Linked DNA regions of Homo sapiens: region 1 is linked to region 2. Evidence: chromatin loops called from intact Hi-C (ENCODE). Cell type or tissue: right lobe of liver. All regions are shown on one strand. Links, peaks and the distances in the headings refer to the core of each region. The heading gives the core; the rest is flanking DNA. Region 1 has its middle 16 kb from the start of CCND1. Region 2 holds the start of LINC02747 (long intergenic non-protein coding RNA 2747).

Region 1 (2,906 bases), core at 210-2,709, 140 kb before region 2:
CTTGGCCTCCCAAAGTGCTGGGATTACAGGCATGAGCCACCGCACCCGGCTATCTTCTAGTTCTAAATGCACCCTGCTATTGAGTTTCATATTTGCTAGATATCAGTGTTTGATATTATCCATGCCCTAGACCAGGGGTGTCCCATTCTTTGGCTTCCCTGGGCCTCTTTGGAAGAAGAATTGTCTTGGGTCACATATAAAATGCACTAACATTAACATAGCTGATAAGCTAAAAAAATCCCCCCAAAATCTCATAGTGTTTGAAGAAAGTTTACGAATTTGTGTTGGGTCACATTCAAAGCCATCCTGGGCCGCATGAGGCCTGTGGGCCGTGGGTTGGACAGGCTTGCCCTAGACTATAAATGTTTTGAGGCAGGAGGGAAACCACGTGTGTCCTGGGGTACTGTCCACTGTAGGAGCTTTGCACAGATGTGTTGGACCAAGGAATGAAGGAATGAATGGACAGAAGTGTTTAAAAACATGTTTTGGGCTTGAAGAGTGATGGCCATTCCAGGTAGGGTGATGGCCCCAAGAAACCTTCCTGAGTACCAGGGTCATTTGAATGTTACCAGGAACACATGGGTTCTTTTTGGCTAATGACTGCTTTTGTGCATTTTTCTGGATTCCTAAATCACCGAGATCAGAAGGCTACTGAGAAGACAAACTCTGTGTGTGTGTGTCTGTGTGTGTGCACGTGTGTGTGTGTGTGAGAGAGAGAGAGAGAGAAATGTGGAAAATCAGGAGGGGTGGGGTGGAAGCAGGATAGCGTGAGGGAGGGAGGGATGGAGTAGTGGGGTGGGGTAGGGGAGGGATAAATAATATCCACAGCCGAGGCTTCCTACCCCCTCTCTGCTCCTGCAGGGTACACCTGGGCTCGCATTCAGCACAGTGTCTTTGCGAGCGTATGCTACACGTTGGTGTCCGTGGAGTCTTTGAGGCTCTGATTTTATACGATATTTCTTTGGTTCAACTCCTCCCAACCCGTTGTGACCAATATGGGCTGAATTCCTGCTGCCCCTCCATTTGGCTGGGAGGAGACTGGAAACTTTGAAACAGAAATGCGTCCTAGGAAATTGAAGGCAACCAAACCAACAGAATGTAAGAATGAATAAGACATGAAGGAGTTTATACAGCGCAAATTCCTTGTCCTAACTTTAAGATCGAAGCAGGGGTCAGTTAGCTGAGCTGATACCATTGATGGGAAACCAAGCTCCAGCTTCTTCCTCTTTCTAAAGGTTAGCAAAGATACACAAACATCCAGCACTAAATATACTTTCCGGTTTGACTTCGGGCATGTGATTCTTGATAGCATCTCTGGGCTAGATGATAATGGAGTTCGGTGGGTTTTCCCAATTAAACAGGGACCATTGAGCAGTGGCCGCCAAGGAAATGGGTCTCTAGTGACAAGCCACAGGGCTCTCTGTTACTGTTCAACTCTCTGCTCAGTGACTTAAGTAAGAAGTCTACAAAGCCTGCTTATCTAACTGTCAAACAAGAGAGAACTTACACTCAAAGGACTGTTACTAAATGCAGATGAATTGGATAAACTTTCCTCGGCTGGCAAAAATCCAGGTTGTTTCAGAGATTTTACTTATACCAATAACATCTTAATACAAAATGCCTTTCTCGGCTGGGCATGGTGGCTCACGCCTATAATCCCGGCACTTTGGGAGACCAAGGTGGGTGGATCACGAGGTCAGGAGATGGAGACCATCCTGGCCAACATGATGAAACCCCGTCTCTACTAAAATACAAAAAATAAAAATAAATTAGCCTGGCGTAGTGGTGCACGCCTGTAATCCCAGCTACTCGGGAGGCTGAGGCAGGGGAATCGCTTGAACCCGGGTGGCAGAGGTTGCAGTGAGCTGAGATCATGCCACTGCACTCCAGCCTGGCGACAGAGCGAGACTCAGTCTCAAAAACAAACAAACAAAACCCCAAATACTTTTCTTATTCTCAGTCTGATTGCCAGCAGCCTAATGCTCTGTGAGCTGTTAATAAAGTTACCATGACAAAGATTCTGGGGTCAAATTAATTGAGTAAATGGTACATAGTTTTGGAGATCCACAATGCACATTAGCAGGTAAAAGGCACTGACAAGTCCTGAAATATAGAAATATCTGTGTTTGCAATCACAATACTCTTTCTATATAATATCTATCAACATCCTTTGGAAGTATTCCAGAAATATTACTTGGAAGATGCTGCCCAGAACATATTTTCCAAAGTGATACAAAAAGGTATAAATAGTTTGTCTTTTTTTTTCCTCAAGAGCCAAGAAGGGCTGTCAGAATATTCTCGAGAAACAAAACCAAATTATAGCAGGCACCTCAAACAATGTGGAAACCTGTTTCCCTTTAGTCCTCACAACACAGGTTTTGCTTCCTTCAGCTGGTTCGCAGGTGTCTAACGATTTTCGTATTGTTTTGAGTTGTATTTTCTTGAATTGCTAGTGACGCTCTGCATTTTTTTCATGGGATGCTTTGTTGTCCAAATTTTTCCTGGTGTATAAATTGCATTTTTTTCTTCTCTGATCACTCATTAACTTGAAACTGGATCTTGAGCTTGCATATTTCACAGCAATACTTCATATATCTGGACAGTTACCTTTTTACTTACATTTATTACACATTTTCCAATGCTGTTGTTCTAATTGTGTTTTATTGTGCCTATGATTCTGTAAGGAGTTCACAACTTTTCTTTTCTTTTTTTTTTTTTTGAGACAGAGTCTTGCTCTGTCACCCCAGGCTGGAGTGCAGTGGCCCGGTCTCGGCTCACTGCAACCTCCGCCTCCTGGTTTCAAGCGATTCTCCTGCTTCAGCCTCCAGAGTAGCTTGGATTACGGGTACCTGCCACCATGCCCAGCTAATTTTTGTATTTTTAGTAGAGATGGGGGTTTCACCATG
Region 2 (2,906 bases), core at 107-2,606:
ATCCACCCATTCAATCATCCACCCGTCCATCTACTCATCCATCCATCCATCCATCCATTCACCCACCTCCCTCCCTATTTAAAGGGCTTACGATCTCAAAGCTGTTAGAGACCTTACTTGCTGGATGGAGCCTGGTCTAGCCCTTCCTCTGTAGGGATCTCCTGCAGGTGTCCTCAGGGCAGGTGTCCTCTCTGTGAGCCACTCTGTTTGCAGATGCTCAGGCTGCCCTCTGCCCCACAGAGCTCTTCCCTCTTGCCTTGGGGTGTTCGTTGGGCTTGGCTCCTCCCCATGGGATGGCACTTGTCACAGGGAAGGAGCTCCAGTGTCTATGGCTGCCCCCAGCCTCCGCATTCCCAGAGGGCTGCATGGGCCTCTATGTGAGGACCTGATTCAGGGAAGGTCTTTTGCCACAGTGAGCTGCATCAGCCTGGACTGTCAGAGAAGCCCTGTTGGAGTGACTGCTGGGTTCGAGGGGGTGAGTGGGAGGTCTGGCTCCTTTTGCCTGGGAGACCTGAAGTTGGCTGGACTCTGGACCTTTCAGGGCCCCTGCCACTTGCCCAGAGTGTATCTGAGGTCCCAGGGTGTGGCCTGAGAGATTCTGGTGGGGACCCCTGAACTGAGTGAGGGCAGCCATCACAAGCCCCATTCTAATGGTGGCAGAGTATGGACTCTGATGTGTGGACCGCTAGATCGGCTGAGTGGCACAGCCTCCTGGTGCCTCCTCATGTGTCAAGTGGGGATCTAGTAACACTGGCTGCCCCAGTGGCTGCTCTGACGGAAGGAGGGAAGCTGGTCCTGGGCTTGTAGCTGTGCTTGGTGTAAACATGCTGTCTGCAGCATTGCCAGCACAGCCCCACCTCAGCCCCATGCCCAGCACACTGTAGGTGCCTGGCACCTGTTACACAGTTGCTAGCGGGCTGTGCACTCAGGCCTGGCTCTGTCCCTGGGCTAGGTGGTGCTGGGGTGATCCAAGGGTTCCTTGGGAATCCTGAGGATTCCAGGGAACCTTGGGAATCGAAGAGGCCTGTGCTACCTCACACTGTCCTCCTCACACGGCGTTGTCTGCAGGCCCTTGGCAACTCCTGACCTCTCCGAAACTCTTCCACATGATGAGGTCAGCAGGGACCCTGCCGGCATTCCATCCAAGCTACTGATCCCGCCCAGTGCCGGCTCAGTGCCAGAGTCCTCACTGTGGTGACCTGAACACTTTGTTTCACGATTCATAGCAGGGAAGAGGAGTTGAGTCCGGATGATGATGTCTGCAGACATTTCCTAACTGTTTCACAGAGAAGAGGGTTGAGGAGTGCAGACTCTGCCTCAGCTCCATCCTGAGGGTGGGACTATCAGGTGAAGGGAAGCTCTCAGAGGACTTCTCAATTTCCCAAGACTCAGAGAAGAGGATACAAAGGGTCTGAGAGCCCTCCAGCCCTGTCTGAGCAATTTTTTTTCCAGCATGCCAAGGGGACGACAACATTGACTCTGGTCAGGGTTCTGGGTGCCCGTGACGTCTGCAGCCGCACACCCAGGGGCCCCCAGCTCCTCTCCACGCCAGCACAGACTCCTGGGAACTCTCCCTGGGAAGCTGACGGGGTCCTGGGATGTGCTCAGGGTCAGGCCTGCAGAAGGGCCCTAGCCAGTGTTGGGAACCGGCTGCTGGCTCCGGCCTGGGCTCACTGTGTGGCCCAGGCTCGCCATGTCACCCTGCCTTCCCCTGGGAGAGAGGAGGCCAAGGCAGCCAGGGAACGCCTCTTTGTCTTGGTGCCCAGGGCTGTCAGATAAAGCCGTTGAGCCAGCCGCAACTGGGGCATCCAGACTGCTTTTCCAGCCACGCCAGGCCTCGCCCCACTGTCCCGTTTGCCCAAAGGGGGCTGATGAGTTTAGTAATGTTTACTGAGCACCCGCCCGCCTTGTGGAGCTGACAGCCAGGGAGACGAGTCGGCTGCAGACTTTGCCCTCACAGGCAAGACAGCCACACCTTGAACTCTGACTCAAGGAAGAGAGTGGGCAGCTCACCAGAGAGGCCAGAGGAGGCGGCAGGAAGGTGGGGTCTCTCCAGCCAGGGGCTTCCTGAAAGAGCTGCCTTCTGAGCAGGCCCCCCAGGCTAGGAAGATGTGCACCTGCCGAGCTGGGCAGGAGAGGGTGGCCCAGTGGAGGACCCAGCATGGGCAGAGGTTTGGAGGTGGCAGGTCCTGAGGGAAGCGGAAGGTGAGTGTGCGTTCTGGGGAAGATAAGGCTGCGTGCAGAGGCCGAGAGTGCAAGCCAAGAGGCTGGAGGCTGTGACCCTCAGGCTCCAGGCAGCCAGGCAAGGAGGAGAGGAGAAGATGCCACACTAGAGAAGCTGGCCCACTCCACCCCTTTGTCTTCTCCTCACCTGCAGCACCCTTCTCTCATCCCAAATGTGCACAACAGGGCGTTTTTCTGCTCATGAGAATAATACCTGTTGATTGCAAAAGCAATCAGAAAACAGAGAAGAGTTAGGGCACCGCAGGCAACCTCAGCAGAGACCATCAGAGCTCACATGCTGACACTGAGATGTGGTTCCTTCTGGTCTTTTTTATGTTCTTCCACATATATACCACCCACTTGTTTTTTCTTTTCTCTCTCTCTCCTCTCTCTCTCTCTCTTTTTTTTTTTTTTTTTTTTTTTGAGACAGAGTCTCACTTTGTCACCCAGGCTGGAGGGCAGTGGCGCGATCTTGGCTCACTGCAACCTCCGCCTCCTGGGTTCAAGGGATTCTCCTGCCTCAGCCTCCCGAGTAGCTGGGATTGCAGGTGCCCGCCATTATGCCCGTCAATTTTTTGTATTTTTAGTAGAGACAGGGTTTCATCACATTGGCCAGGCTAGTCTCGAACTCCTGACCTCAAGTTATACACCGGCTTCAGCCTCCCAAAGTGCTGGGATTACAG

Evidence for each region. Peaks named below come from ENCODE experiments on the same cell type or tissue, not always from the same donor. Only the 100,000 strongest peaks of a DNase experiment are listed, where the experiment ranks them.
Region 1: it touches region 2 in a loop (2.1-fold over the local background); 5 of 110 quality-filtered maps call a loop at or near these places.

Annotation. Positions count from the first base shown.
Region 1 is chr11:69,623,684-69,626,589 of GRCh38, reverse strand. No RefSeq gene overlaps it. Among named protein-coding and RNA genes, the nearest start is that of CCND1, 16 kb to the left of the region's middle. In right lobe of liver, for the core only: no CTCF peak of the experiment used is centred there; no DNase peak of the experiment used is centred there.
Region 2 is chr11:69,478,995-69,481,900 of GRCh38, reverse strand. It overlaps LINC02747 (long intergenic non-protein coding RNA 2747), which reads left to right and starts at 1,944. Exons shown (of 2, transcript NR_184307.2): 1 at 1,944-2,205. It overlaps LINC01488 (long intergenic non-protein coding RNA 1488), which reads right to left and starts at 238. Exons shown (of 4, transcript NR_185875.1): 1 at 118-238. RefSeq lists an enhancer at 438-1,404. In right lobe of liver, for the core only: no CTCF peak of the experiment used is centred there; DNase peaks (open chromatin) are centred at 1,160 and 1,760; H3K27ac peaks cover 1,816 bases.